Regions from separate parts of the Mus musculus genome. Here region 1 is linked to region 2. Evidence: chromatin loops called from intact Hi-C (ENCODE). Cell type or tissue: gastrocnemius. All regions are shown on one strand. Links, peaks and the distances in the headings refer to the core of each region. The heading gives the core; the rest is flanking DNA.

Region 1 (7,756 bases), core at 1,141-6,140, 140 kb before region 2:
ACAGCAGTATGGAAGTGTAAGCTGAATAAACCCTTTCCTCCCCAACTTGCTTCTTAGTCATGATGTTTCTGCGGGAATAGAAACCCCGACTAAGACAGGGGATAACATTTGAAATGTAAATATACAAAATATCCAATAAAAATATTTTTAAAAGATCCAATTATGTTTGATTGCTATGTCTTTTCGTAAACTTTTTATTGATTCTTTGTGCGCCCCATTCTCACTCATCTCCCTGTCTCCTCATATCCACCCCTCATATCCTTGCAACATCCCCCCACCCCACCCTTCCCCAGCCCCAAATAAAAAACACACAAACATATAGACCAAAACAAAGCCTAGAAAACATCTTATAATGGAAACTGTAGTGTGTCACAGTGTACAGTATCCCCCTCTGCCCACAAATCTTCACTTGCAAATGTTCATTGCAATGAGTCATTAAGGTCTCTGGCTTCTGTGACACCATCAATATTGGACCCTCACCAAGACTCCTCCCAGTTATCCTGCTGTTGCCCTGTGTCCTAGCCAAACTTTCACATGCCTGAACAGTTCACAGATGATATAGATTTCAGGATTGGTCAACTCAAAACCCTGAATCTGAACCTGGGGTAGCAGCTGAGCTGGTCTGCCCAATGGCTCTCCCTTATCTGTACTACCAGGGATTGCCATGTCTTTTAATACAGTTTGGTATAAAGATTCCTGCTTCCCTTTCAGTTTATTGCCCTGTGGAATTCTATATTTTGCTGATTGTATCTCTGTAATATATTTTAAGAATATTGTGGTCCTCTGTGTATTGATATTTGTATATGATATCATACACTGGTACTTGGGCTTAGGGGCTTGCTGGTTGCTTGCTTGTTGGGCTTATGTTCACTGTTTTCAACAAGTGTATTTGTAAGAGGTACCATGAGTTTTCATCAGAAGCCTCTGATTCTAAATCCAGTTAGTTACTTGTTGCCATTAGTTGCCGTTGGACCTGATCTGAATACCTAAACAATTAGTTCCCTGGGATGGCTGATAATTCCTTACTTATTTGTCAACTGTAATACTCCTCCATAAGGAGAAATATGTGGTTACCCAGTAATACTATCTGTGTAGAAAACAAAACAAAACAGCCAAGTCTTAACCTTTATTTGCTAGCTATCAAAATAATGAATTGTGTCCCTAGAGTATTCCACAGACGATCGATTAGTTCTGTTGTCACATCTCATTAAAATAACCCTCAGGTCAGTCTTACAGCATCCGAGGTTTGGGACAAATCACAGGCTCTACAAATTGCCCTTGCCTTGTCATATTTGCATTACACGGGAAGCTCATGCGTGTTTACTTTCCAAGCTTTCATTGAATAGGTTTCTTCCTTCCTTCCTTCATCTCAAGGGTTCCTGTTCTTTATTGAAGAACTTACCCATCTATGTATATTTGATTCTCTCTTAGCTTGTCTCAGAGGTTAACCTATTTTTCATATTTCCACTTAGTGATTTGTTCATTCACTAAACAATACCTGTTAAAGTGCCAGCCAGCAGCCAGGTGCTGCCTTAAACTTAAACTTAAACAAAACGAAACAAAACAAAACAAAACAAAAACAACAACAACAACAACAACAAAACCCTCCTTTAGTCTTACGAGGGCATTCTACTCAAGACTATAAAAAAAAAATCACGAGAGGGAGTTTCAATGTCATCTTCTCATCTTCAAGTCCCTTTCTCCTCTACAGGGTGGGCACATCAGTTTGGGAATCTCTGAATTTTAACAGTGAACTTGTGTTTTGATTGGAAGTTGGCTGGAAGCTAAAATGCAGGAGGTGGAGAAAGAACTGTCCTCTGCAGTTGTGTGTGTAGTATGTACACATTTCTGCACATACCTGACGTGAAGAAGCAACAGAGACCGTGCGCTGAATGCTTTGGAGCTGACAACCAACTCCAACTTTTATTAATACTTAGTTTCTCTGGCTGTACCAGCATTTCTTTTTTTTTTTTTTTTTTTTTATTTTCTTTTTTTTTTCCATTTTTTATTAGGTATTTAACTCATTTACATTTCCAATGCTATACCAAAAGTCCCCCATATCCACCCACCCCCACTCCCCTGCCCACCCACTCCCCCTTTTTGGCCCTGGTATTCCCCTGTACTGGGGCATATAAAGTTTGCAAGTCCAATGGGCCTCTCTTTCCAGTGATGGCCAACTAGGCCATCTTTTGATATATATGCAGCTAGAGACAAGAGCTCCGGGGTACTGGTTAGCTCATAATGTTGTTCCACCTATAGGGTTGCAGATCCCTTTAGCTCCTTGGCTACTTTCTCTAGCTCCTCCATTGGGAGCCCTATGATCCATCCATTAGCTGACTGTGAGCATCCACTTCTGTGTTTGCTGGGCCCCGGCATAGTCTCACAAGAGACAGCTACATCTGCGTCCTTTCAATAAAATCTTGCTAGTGTATGCAATGGTGTCAGCGTTTGGATGCTGATTATGGGGTGGATCCCTGGCTATGGCAGTCTCTACATGGTCCATCCTTTCATCTCAGCTCCAAACTCCGTCTCTGTAACTCCTTCCATGGGTGTTTTGTTCCCAAATCTAAGGAGGGGCATAGTGTCCACACTTCAGTCTTCATTCTCCTTGAGTTTCATGTGTTTAGCAAATTATATCTTATATCTTGGGTATCCTAGGTTTGGGGCTAATATCCACTTATCAGTGAATACATATTGTGTGAGTTTCTTTGTGAATGTGTTACCTCACTCAGGATGATGCCCTCCAGGTCCATCCATTTGGCTAGGAATTTCATAAATTCATTCTTTTTAATAGCTGAGTAGTACTCCATTGTGTAGATGTACCACATTTTCTGTATCCATTCCTCTGTTGAGGGGCATCTAGGTTCTTTCCAGCTTCTGGCTATTATAAATAAGGCTGCTATGAACATAGTGGAGCATGTGTCCTTCTTACCTGTTGGGACATCTTCTGGATATATGCCCAGGAGAGGTATTGCTGGATCCTCCGGTAGTACTATGTCCAGTTTTCTGAGGAACCGCCAGACTGATTTCCAGAGTGGTTTGTACCAGCATTTCTTAACATGATGCTCTCTGAATCTCCTGTATACTGTATCAAAACTGTTGACAAAAGACTCAGTATAAATACACCAATATCTCTGCATTCTGTGAACTAGGGTTTTTAAATGGGCTTTTGGAGTGATTCTAATATGTAGGCAGTATTTCAAACAGGAGCCTCAATTAAGGTGAGGATAATCAGATGAAAGAAATTCTCTGACCTTGTCACTAGAGGGCAGCACGACCCTAAAATTCATTTATTTTTCAGCATTTAAAATCCATTTTCCAACTTTGATAAAACTTTGATTTTGTTCCAGAGTAATATAAGCTTTACAGTTATGTTATAGTTTTATAAATTTTTAAGTAACAAAGCTTTTTATTATAGATTCTGGTTATAATATAGAAATTGTAAGATTTTTTTTTTTTAATAAAATTTTGAAACTAGCTTTCATGAAAGAAACCCAGGCTGGCCACAAAGCCTCCATGTAGCCAGACTGGACTTAAACTCCTTATAATCTTTCTTCACCTTCCCAAGTGCTAGAATTTCAGGTTAAAAAATTTCTAATTTGGAAAATTGCATATTATAATTTAAGAAATTTTGTGAGCTATTAGCGTGACTCGTGTGCTATCCCGGGAGCTCAAAGAACAAAACCTAGTAAGTCAAGAAAGAATATATCAAGATGTTTCATAGTCCTGTACCTGGAGTGTGAACAGAAAACAAATGGTTACTTATTAATCAGATTCAGTAGATGGAAGATTCTTGATCCAAACCTTCTCATGTATTTGAAACATACAGAAAATGCATATTTTAAAAAGCCTGACTTCATTGATATGAGTAGGATCCCTAAAATAAAAAGAGTTTAGTTCTCCTGAAAAAGATTAGATTAGATCTAAAGTAGCTGTGATTCTTAGAAAAGAGGCTGCAACTGGACAGAAGAGTTTGAGATGGTTTTTATTGAATTTATGCCAACAAATGGATTGTCCTTCCCGCTTACCGCGTTTGCTGTGGATAGATAATGTTTAATAATATTTTTACTAATTTGTTGAGAATGTTATAAAATGTATCTATCAAAATACATTGTGTGAAAATATGATGTTGAAAGTGGAATATCCTCTAAAAACTGAAAAATTCCCAAAACAGGAGTGTAAAAGGGTCTCACTGTGCTGAGACCAATGATTTTTTTCCCCTCTTAGCGTTCCCCTCTTTGAAATAATTTTTTTCTGTATCTTTCTGTAAGTTTGAGTTCTGAGTAAATCTCATAGCCTGAAAGGTGAACACAGCAGAAAACAAAAAATGAAAACACTTATCTTACTCATATACATGTATTGACCATTTTGTAGACAGAAACCACCCCCAATCACATGTGTACATCCTATGGCCACTAACATTTGATTCTGATAAAATAATGCCTTCATTAAAGTTGTCTTCCTTTCCTGCTAAGGATCAAACTCTGGGCCTTGTCTCTTCTGGGTAAGCCCTGAGCAACATCTCTTGCTGACCTAAAAGTTCAGTGCCAGCCACAGAGAACACGGACAACCTAAGTCCAGCTCATATACATCATAATGTTTTGATTGAAGTCACACAAGAGACAAGACAACCCTTGGACTAGACAAACAGCTTTGTACCCACATTTATTTAGTAGCGAGTTGCCTAAAGCATATAAAAGCAGACAGCAAAGACAGCATTCCCCCTCTTAGGAATAATTTTTACTCTTGGCCAAAATGACTTGGTACTGGATCTCTATGGGGGAATGCTTCTCACTGCTAATGATGCCAAGATGTCTGTGTACACATGGCACTCATGCATTAGCGAGATACAATTCAGAGTTAATCGAACGCTCGGGAGTCTTCCTTATAAGGATACAAGAAAAACGAGGATTCCTAATGCCACTTTGGGAACACTGTTGCCCAAGCCTTCTGGACTTCTTTCCTATAGTCATGGGAACTATTTGGTCATTTCACTTTAATGTGTAAGAGTCAAGTGACAGCCTAGTTGCTTCGCCATAGGCCGGCAAGCGTAGGATGGAAAACAATTTCAACACTGGCCACCTGGACTCCTGCCCTGAGCCGCGCATTTGTTGTTCATGCATGGACTTTTGGCTAGCTTCTCTGTCAACCATCTGTTGAAAGGGGCATTGTGCCTGCTCAAATGGGACGATGCCACTATTTCTTCCAAGAGTCTCTTGCAAAACAAAACAAACAAACAAACAAACAATGTGTTTTCACAAACTTGCCAAAGTTCCAATCACATTTACCAACTGGGTTTGTAATTTTTGAATATGTCTTTACACTGTTTGTTTTCTTTAAGTCATTACTAAACTTACTTACTTATTCTCCCAGAACACTTTTGGGTTCACAATAAAACTGGGAGGAAAGTACAGAGATATTCCATATATTTGCTGCCCCCATATGTACCTTGGAAAATTCTGATTAAGAAATACTGATCTTTGTGTCTTCATAGACAAAGGGTGACATTCTCCAAAATATGACTCCAGTCTTGATGTCCCTGTGGCACGCAATGACAGTAAATCTGCCTTTTCTGTGACTGGATGCTGGCTATATATGTAGTCACAACTTTCTCCTTTAATATGACCTGAGAAAATGGAGACTACACCTGTCGTCCTGTTAGCTTCAGTGCTACATATGTCTCATCAGTTTCCAGAGATTGCAATATTTGATTTGGAAATCATTGACTACAGTGGCAGCTCGTGTGATCCCTAGTTATCATTAGCAAAGCTGAATGGCACGGAGGCTTCCGGTGTGATGGCTTATTTGTTTATGGGATGCCCAAGAGTCATTTCGCAGAACCTTCAGCCAGACCTTTGTACTTTGGACCCTCAGTACCCCTTTAAGTTTGTCATCTCCCTCTTGAGAGTCAGAACATGTTTTCCCCCAGATTCCTCAGCATCACAGGGTAGAAATTGAGCTTGTTTCCTGGTCTCTGTCGTGTCTCATCTTTCCACCAGAGAGCTAGCTCTCCATGCTTGGCAGCCAAGTTGTGTATCCTTCTCTCTTTGACTGAGGATCATTCCACATTTTGACATCTAGAGTTGAAAACCAAACCATTTAGGAATCAAGCCTAACAAAGCCAGCAGATATTGTCTGAGTGAGCTCTCACTACCAAATCACATGTTTATATACAAAGACTTGTATACAAAGACCAGATTTTATCACTTCTAAGTCTCCTACAAAATTCTAGACAGAAAAATAATAATAGTAATAATTTCTCCTTTCTCCTCTCCTCTCCTCTCCTCTCCTCTCCTCTCCTCTCCTCTCCTCTCCTCTCCTCTCCTCTCCTCTCCTCTCCTCTCCTCTCCTCTTCCCTTCTCTTCTCTTTCCTCCCTTCCTTTCTTTCTTTGGTCGGTTTACTGCTGTTATTTGCTGTTGTTTTTGAGACATGGTTTGGGTCTCTCTATGTAGCCCTGGCTGGCCTCAAACTCACAGAGATCGACATTCCTCTGCTTCCCAGGTGCTGGCATTAAAGTCACGCAGCACTATGCATGACCAAGCAGTGATTTCTTAACTGAGACTAACACTAAATGAAATATGTAAAATTATACTCTCCTTTAAAAGAGTAACATATGTATGACACCACCATCATATTCAAGATTAAATGAATACTAGTAGTTAGATGCTATATAGGAAATGGAGTTCGTAATTTTTCCAAAGGACTACAACAAGCCATAAACCATCTGACATGAGCCACATAGGAGCGTGGGTAGCATTAGTACATTTATCAAAGAGACACCAAAAGAAGTCTCTTCTCCCTTCTACAATGCAATATTACAAAGATGTAACACGGTCTACGAACCAGGAAGTGCTGCCTTCTGTTTACCACTCTAGTGGTAAACATTAACCTGGGAGAGCAGAACTGATAAATGAGGCAGACTAAAGTCTCATGAAATCACCAACTTTATTCAGAGAATCAGACAGTTGATACTCTGACGGAAGAAGAGTCATCTGAGTGAAGTATACAATCAGAAGGACAATCCACATGTGGCAAAATTGTGTTTTTCCCATAGAGGCATTTGAATAACAACAGCTGAAGTAAAGGCACCCGGGAGAAGCAGGAAAACATATTCCAAGAACAATTCTGTGCTATTTGAAAAAACTGCTCCTGAGACTCTTGTCTTGTTTTCTTGGCGTTTTCTCACAAGCACTCCAGAATTCCCCTCCCATGACTCCATTCTTGGACTATATTCTGACAATCCTCAACCAACTTCTCTGGGTGAATTGAACTTCTCAGCTTCTAGAACCAAGCAGCAAATGTTTGTCATTTAAAACCACATTGCTCGGGGTATTGTATTATAAGATCCTAAAATGAATTAAGACACTGCCCAAGGATGAATGAAGTACAATTTGAATTCATCACAGTAGAAGAGACCTTAAAAAGATTGACAGCTGATGGCGAGACTGGAGTACTGTAGTCTATGGTGGGATTTGTCTTTGAATGAACTCTGTGCATATCTTATGCATCTTTCCTTTCCCAAGTCTGAACTTTGTGTATAAGAGAGCACAGGGAAAAGTAAGAGAAAGGGGTTTAGTGTGATGGTTTATGGATGAAAATACTAAGATTTGGCCATAAGACTTTAATATCTAAATACCTAATATGTTGGTATAAGTAGGAATGATCCTCAAAGATTTATGAATTTGAATGCTTGGCCATAGGAAGTGGCACTGTGAGGAGGTATGGTCTTATTGCAGGAGGTGTGACATTTTAAAA
Region 2 (7,756 bases), core at 1,597-6,596:
AATTTTCATTAGGATTAAATACATTTCTATCATCTTTCTACACTCTGCTGTGACCTAAGAAGCATCGTCTAGCATCTCTTGTGATATCATCTTAGTTCCCTAGGCAGGATCTACTGAAATATCTTTACAGGCTCTACATTGCAACTGGAGTGATGCTAGGAATTCTAATGGCTCCTGGAATGGGGCGTACAGCATGAGAAGCCTGCAGCATCAGAGCCAAACTCAAATGTGGAGCAGGGCAAATGAACATTAACGAGAAAACTGAGCAGGTGAGACTGGTGGCAAATTCAAGTGCATTAGCTTACTAAAGAGACAGTGTATTCTAAACAAAAGTTGCTTCCAAGCCCAGCAGAATATAACCAGTGGGAACATACGTTGCCAGATGTTATGTGCTTTTTAGAGAAATGAAAAGTTTTTAAAGATTTATTTTATTTTTTATTTATTTTGTTTCTAATCATAGAGGAGGCTATGTACACATGAGTGTAGTGCTCACAGCGGCCAGAAGAAAGCATTGGAGTGCCCTGGAGCTGGAGTTAGAGATGGGTGTGAGCCACCTGACATATTTGCTGAGAACCTAGCCCTGGGCCTCTGCAAGAGCAGTGTACATTCTTAAGTGCTGAGCAAGCTCTCCAGCCCTTCTTAAAATTTTAAATTAATTCCATTGTGAAGTATCATATGCCAATTAAATCACACATAAATAGGATGTGACCAATGGCCTGATTGATTTCCATTTCAAGACTCAAAGATCAAATGTCAAGTAAGAGAACATAGGAAGAAAGGAAGCCTGTGTTGCAGCCAAGTGTATCTTTAAACACCAGAAGATAATAGAAGGTCTCTGAGCTTAGGAAAGCCACAGCCCCATACCATTCTAATCTGGAACACTTTGGAGAAAAATAACTGGAGTCCCAGAAAGTCAGCTGGAGACATGGAAACTCCATAACTGTCTGAGAGGAATTTCTACAGTGAAGAAGGAAACATGCCATGTCTATAGTAATCAGTACAGTAACCACTAGCCATATACAGTTATGCAACTCTTGGGGAAAAAAGCTGTTGTTACTACAAATATGGGTTTTACACTTCATTTTAGGTCCCTTAACTTTAAATGCATATACATATCTTTATGTGCACTGTATATATTTATATATAGCTATATTTATGCTGAATGTGTCTATGTGTATATATGATGTAGATATTTATCTGTATGGATGCCATATGTATCTAGTGGCTATGCACTACAGAAGCTCTACTGGTAGCTGTCAAAATGTGGCAGGTCTCAGAATCACCTATAGTACTTGCTAAAACAGATCACTGGCTGCCATCTCCACATTCTTCTGATTCTGTAGGCATGCCTAGGGGTCTTGGGCTTCACACATAAACCAAGATCCTGAATGGGTTTTGCTGCTGCTGGCTGATGAAATGGGATCCTAGAGGCAGCCATTTTCAGGTTCTAGAACAGAGTATGGCAGAAGCAACAGCTAACAAAAGGATAGGAAAGGAAAGAGAAAGGAAGGAGTTGTGAGAGAGGAGGGGGTGGGGGAGGGGAGGGGAGGGAAGGGAAGGGAAGGGAAGGGAAGGGAAAAGGGAAGGGTCTAGAAGAAATTCCCACATTTCCTTTATACCACACTGCAAGAACAGAGCAGGTGGAGCTCATCATGGCCTTCAAGTTTTCACAGATTTGAAGATGAGTTTTGCTTTTAAATCAGAACATGGTGCCTGTCTTCTTGGGTGGCCCTGAGTCTTAGTTCCACTCCAGCAGGAGGCAAAAGAGAAAAATCCTAGATCATTATGACCACTAGACACCTGGCAAAACCCATATGTCATGAAATTTGACTAAAATTTTCCTTAATATGCATAGCATTATTGAGGCACCTCATTTATCCTCCAAATGTGGTATAAAATATCAGTTCAGGTCAACTGTAGCCTTGTGCCCTAAAATACATGTATTATATGTACAGGAAAGAACCCAGGGATTCATAATCCTCCTTCTAACTCCTTCTCATTTAAAACTAAAAATGTTAAGACTTGCTATATATTATGTTCAAGGAAATTTAAGATAGAGCCTGTGCATCTTAATACTGATGTTTAAATAAGCTGCTTCCACGTGAAGAGGAACACCTAATAAGCTTGAAGAAGCATAAAGAATAGAATAAGTCTCTTAGACGATTACCAAATATTTCACATAATCCTGAAATTTACTTTCATGTTTCCTCACTGGACTGAGAGCAAAATATTTTAACTTTAGCAAAGGCGTTATTTCCAGATGTATGCTTCTAGTCACTGTGAAAGACTTGTCTGCATGGACAGTTTTCCATGTCCACACTTGTTTGTAGTTTCCCATATTGACTTTAGAATTTGCTGTTTGAGTAGCACCAGGCAATGGAGAGGCAGAAAACTGCATATAAGCAGAGACTTTGGAAACTTCTGATTCTAGTTTCCTATACTTTCCTCAAAAGCCTGCTCAAAACCCTTTGATAAAGGATAGGACATATGAAACAGAGCCCAACCTGCCCTCATATTCCAGATGACCAACAGGTAAGTGAAAGAATTCAGTCCAGGCGCCAATTCTCCTTTGTGGTCATGTCAAACTATAGACTAAAGTCAGCTCACATTAGCAGAACTGCCCATCAGGCCTATACACCTATGAGAAATAATAAAACGTTCTGGATGTGGCTCGTTATACGGCCACAACTAACTAATGCACTATGCGTCCTCAGTAGACTATCAGTTATTATAACCCAGTGGTAGATGGGACATTCCACCTTTGGTGGAGATTCTATGGTAATAATGTTGTTCACACACATTTACATGGCTGTTCTTACATATATATCAAACTCCGTTAATGGATTCCATATACTGAAAAACTTTAAAGGAAGAAATTAAAATCCTGCTCCTTCAGATATAAGCAAGTGATTGTCTCTTACTAAATCCAGTGCAATTCACGCATCCTAGGCTGTTTCTCACATGATGGTAGTCCTAGAGATTACCCTTTAAAGCAAGAAGATGAAAACCTCCCCCTTAGGTGCATCTGTCCATTCCTTTGCTGGCTGGTTGTTGTGTCCCATTTTTACAACACTGAGGGGTACAAATTGTCCGCCAGCCTCAGGCAGGCAGCCTGACAGTCTTAACAGGACCCCTGCTGATGTGCATCTCTGGTCTCCACTCAGCTGTCCCATCCTGCAGCCACTGTTCTAAAGTTACAGAACAGTTTCTAACTTTGTGCCTGTCCCAAGGCATCAGGACCAAGGCACATGATCTGTAATTTATGAGGACACCCACAGAGCTGTCACTTGCAAGGCAGGTGTAGAGAAAATGGCAAGCAGCTCTAGGAAAGAAAAGGACTGTGACCTCACCCCTGAATAATCGTGGCCAACATAGTCACGGAAGAAAGCGTTGACATAAGCGAGCTTTAAAAATAAAGCAATGGCTCGTCTTGCTGAAGGCGCCGTCTCTACACTTGAACAGGACAGAACTCAAGGGATCTGTGGAAAAATAAGGTGGATTTTGTGTTCAGGGCTGCTGTTGTAGGTTTCAACTGCACTTTGCAATCTAAACTACCAATTTCAGGTGTCTTGCTAGAACAAATCATGGCTCAGGCCAAATTATCTCCACAACGCAATGGGTCATTATCTCCCTAACTGAAATTACATAAAATGGAAACCAGAAGGAAAGACCTCAGAAAAGGACTAGCTTATCCAGATAAGCAATACTTTTAAATTGAGTGTCTGTTAGTTGTGCCATAGTTTTGTGACAGAGCCTGGGCTATAGCTCAATGTTGAACTCATGCTTTGAATGTACAGGGCCCTGCCTGGATTAAATCTAAAGGAGAAAAATGTCAAATTAACTTGGTGTCTTCTCAGCCTACTCATATTTCAACTGCTTCTTGCATTTCAGAGACAAAGAAAAATTAACCTACTCTTAACTTGATTTAAACAGAGTGGGCATCTATTTGCAGGTAGAAGTGTAGTGAAAAGTCTCAGGCATTTGCAAAGAACCCCCCAGGCACACACGTTGCTGTTACTTGGGATGGAAAGAGTATCAGCTCAGATGCAACTTGAACCTTGAAACCAGATGACATCATGATGAAAAGGTTCCAAGACTTCAGAAACATTGCTTACTGATAGGCAGCTCAGCTTTCTGTCTTGGGTCTGAGAGTTCCAGTGGGATATTTGTGTTACAAAGCAAGTCCAGCCAAGTTCACACCATGGGAAAGCCATAATGAGCCTAGAGACTCAAATAGCTGGCTGCTTGCTGGCTGCCAGAGAAACTTCCACACTGACAATATTACAAGCGTTTTTCCCTTCCTTTGGTGAAGACAGATCTCTTTGGCAGGGACTTGTCATCAACACATTCTTACAGCCTTCTTTTCTTCAAACCTTCTTTCCTTACAGCCTGCACCCTGGTATTGAAGGCCCAAATTCTTACAGACTTCTATATATGTTGGCTATTAATCGACAGCCAGCTAGCTGTCCATGACATAAGCCATTGTGTCCTGCACCCTCCTGCTGCTATCATAAGAGATCAGAGCTGAAAAGAACAGTTAAGGAGGTTCTGGAAAACCCCAAGCCATTTTTCTGGCTCTTAGCCTGGAAAATCTCCTGACAGAAAGCCTGTCTGGTGCCCTTGGCAGAACCCCACAAGATCTAGTAAAATGCCAAACTAGGGGCATGGTGACATCAAGAGAAATACATGCTACAAGCAAATGGCCACACCTGCCCACCTCACTTAGGGAAATTGTTTATCACATGTTGGGGGACTAGATTGCAAGTGTTAAAACAGGAATATGGCATTCCAAATTGACTCTTGCTTAGTGGTTTTGCGCCATGCTTACATCCTGTTTGGCTTTTTTCCTCAGAGAAGTAATATAATCTTGGTGGAAATGAGGGGATATACCTGGTTCTTCATTTATTTATTTGCAGGAATATCTTCTCATAAAAGAAAATAGTAAGAGATTATAAAAGTATTTGCTTGGGTACTTTATATTTGTTTGGAGACTAAAAGAGTAGGATAAAGATCATTGAGTCTCTGAGACACATTGAAGAGGTTTGTGTGACTAAGCAACAAAACCAAACTATAGACTACAATGGGGGAGCTTTATTCAACTATAGCATTCTAAATGACAGCACTTCTGACTCTCAGGAAAATATATATACTGAGTAAGGATTTCCCTAAAAACCTAAACTGCTTCAAGTGCAAATTATTTCAAGACTCATGAAATCCTCTCCCATTTTATCAGCATAATATTAATTTAATTCAAATTGAAAGACCGTCAAGCTTTTCCTCATCTCCTCATCATCCTCTTATATCAAAAGGGACAAGGAGCCTCAGCTATGGGTGGGTCACCCTGGGCCCCTCCCATATCCTTACTGTGACTGTGGCTGACTTGATCTTGTTCAGGTCTTATGGGGAACAGTCACAGTCAAGGTAAGTTCACGAGTGAGTGAGCCTGGAGATGTCCAGCAACTACTTTTTTGCTGATGTTCAGTACCTCTGATCTTACATTATTTCTGTAAGTTCTGCACCAAGCTGGTGAGCTATTAGTAACTGATGGCTGCTCAGGGAGACAGTTGTTTTCAGAAATGCATGCCTTAAGAGTCTACCCATGCTTCAGTAGATGACCCTATATCACGAACATACAGGCAACAATAAGTGGACTCAGAGTGTTTTAAAATTCTAAAAAAGAAAAAACAACACACACAAAGTTGGAAAGGAAAAGAGGTTACAGGGATAAAGAGAAATGACAGAGGATAGAATGGAAAAGGAATTTGATTAAAATATAGCTATGTAAGAAATTTGCAGACAATAAAATGGGTGGAGAAAAGAAGGAACATAAGAGTGTGGAGTGCATGTGTTGGATGGGGATTAGGGAAAGGTGAAAGGGAGAGTGGGGTAGAAATGATCAAGATACAGTCTATGTATAATGTTTTATTATTTAAAACAATTTACAAATTTAAATAGATTTTGACCATATTATTCCCTTTCCTCAAGTTCTTCCAGATCCTCTCCCACTTTGAATTCTTTTTCAGAAAAACAAAGGGCAAAACCCAACACAAAAACAAAACCCTCCAAATGCAGAAAACAAAATAAGGTCACACTGAAAAAGAAAAACAAAACAAAACAAAAAGCCGCATTGAACTTTAACCAAATAAAACCACACACACACAAACACACAAACACAAAAGACCTGTGGAGTCAATTTTATGTTGTTCAAATCCTCGTGAAAACAAGGCCTGTCCTAGAGTAGTTGATATAACATCAAAATACTATTTTAAGCATATACATCATTTAAAGACCAGAGAGAGAGAAGGAGAGAGAGAGAGGGAGAGGGAGAGGGAGAGAGAGAGAGAGAGAGAGAGAGAGAGAGAGAGAGAGAGAGAGAGACTAAACAAAGAAAGATGAAAAAAACTTGACCAAGCAGATCTGCACACCCCTGGCTACACATAGAGCCAGAAGTAACTGGACCCAAATCACTTGTGTTCTCTGAACTTTAGATGCCTTATTTGTACTTATGGATAGCAATATCTTCAAGAACATCACTGCATTATGTCCAGGCATTGTAATGTCAAGTTAACTGCAAATTAAGATGATACCACACATACACACACACACACACACACACACACACACACACACACACATATATAATTTTTGTGATATTGATTTTATTAACTCATATATTTTGCCACTACTCACACTGAGGAAAATAAAAAAGATAATATTCCCAAGACTTTGTCTTATATAAAAATAGTGTGTCTCATACAAGCTGGTTTTGATATTATGGGTTTAACACTGTGGATTTTTAAATTTTATTTGCTCAGAATACTTTATAACTATTTTAGAAGATTTAATACCTTCAAATTAGCAATTATTGGGCTGAGTAAATTACTTAAGCTATATTGCAAAACAAAACAAAGTTAATTTTTCAATAGATTTGCCTTTGGCTCTTAGAATAGAGTTCCTTTTTCAAACATTGACATAGCATTCAAGTGGGAAGCCAGGAGATCTTCCAAAATCCTCAGACAGATTTTAACTTGCCATCAAATGCACATTTGTTTTGTGTGTGCTTATCCTGATAGTCTGGGAAGCTGTATTTTAGCCTTGGTTCAGTTAAATGTTTGAAGGTAACTTAAATAATTTTTTCCTTCCTTCTTTGAACCCTAAATTCCAAATTGACCTATGGTAGTTACTTTTCCTGTTGCTGTAATAAAATACTCTAACAAAATCAACATAAGGGTGAAAGGGTTTATTTTGGCTCACAGTTCCATCATGGTGAAGACAAAAATATCAAGAACTTGAAGTTGCTAGTCACCATATGTTTGCAGACAGAAGAAGAAAGAACAAATGCTTGGCTACATGCTAGTGCTCAGCTCACGTGTCCATTCTTACATAGTGCAGGATTCCCTGCCTAGGGAATGATCTACTCATAGTGGATGGGTCTTCCCCCCTCAATTAACTCAATCAAGGTAATCCTTCACAAATATTCCCAGAGGCCCATCTCCCACACAATTCTAGATTCTGTCAAGTTGACATTAACATCACATGCCGCATTCTTTTTGTTTGTTTGTTTGTTTTGTTTTTTCTACTTTTTAAAAATTTTTACTAGATATTTTCCTTATTTACATTTCAGATGTTAGCCCCTTTCCTCGTTTCCCTTCCCCCTGCTCACCAACCCATCCACTCCCTTTTCCCTATCCTGGCATTACCCTACACTGAGGCATCGAGCCTTCACAGGACCAAGGACCTCTCCTCCCATTGATGT

The links. A loop is a pair of places that touch in the nucleus more often than their neighbours do. Peaks named below come from ENCODE experiments on the same cell type or tissue, not always from the same donor. Only the 100,000 strongest peaks of a DNase experiment are listed, where the experiment ranks them.
Region 1: it touches region 2 in a loop (2.2-fold over the local background); 2 of 42 quality-filtered maps call a loop at or near these places.

Annotation. Positions count from the first base shown.
Region 1 is chr10:51,789,000-51,796,755 of GRCm38, forward strand. No RefSeq gene overlaps it. Among named protein-coding and RNA genes, the nearest start is that of Gm23906, 96 kb to the right of the region's middle. In gastrocnemius, for the core only: a CTCF peak has its summit at 3,259 (motif pointing right); a DNase peak (open chromatin) is centred at 5,100.
Region 2 is chr10:51,926,300-51,934,055 of GRCm38, forward strand. No RefSeq gene overlaps it. Among named protein-coding and RNA genes, the nearest start is that of Gm40646, 40 kb to the right of the region's middle. In gastrocnemius, for the core only: no CTCF peak of the experiment used is centred there; a DNase peak (open chromatin) is centred at 4,594; H3K4me3 peaks cover 198 bases; H3K27ac peaks cover 2,969 bases.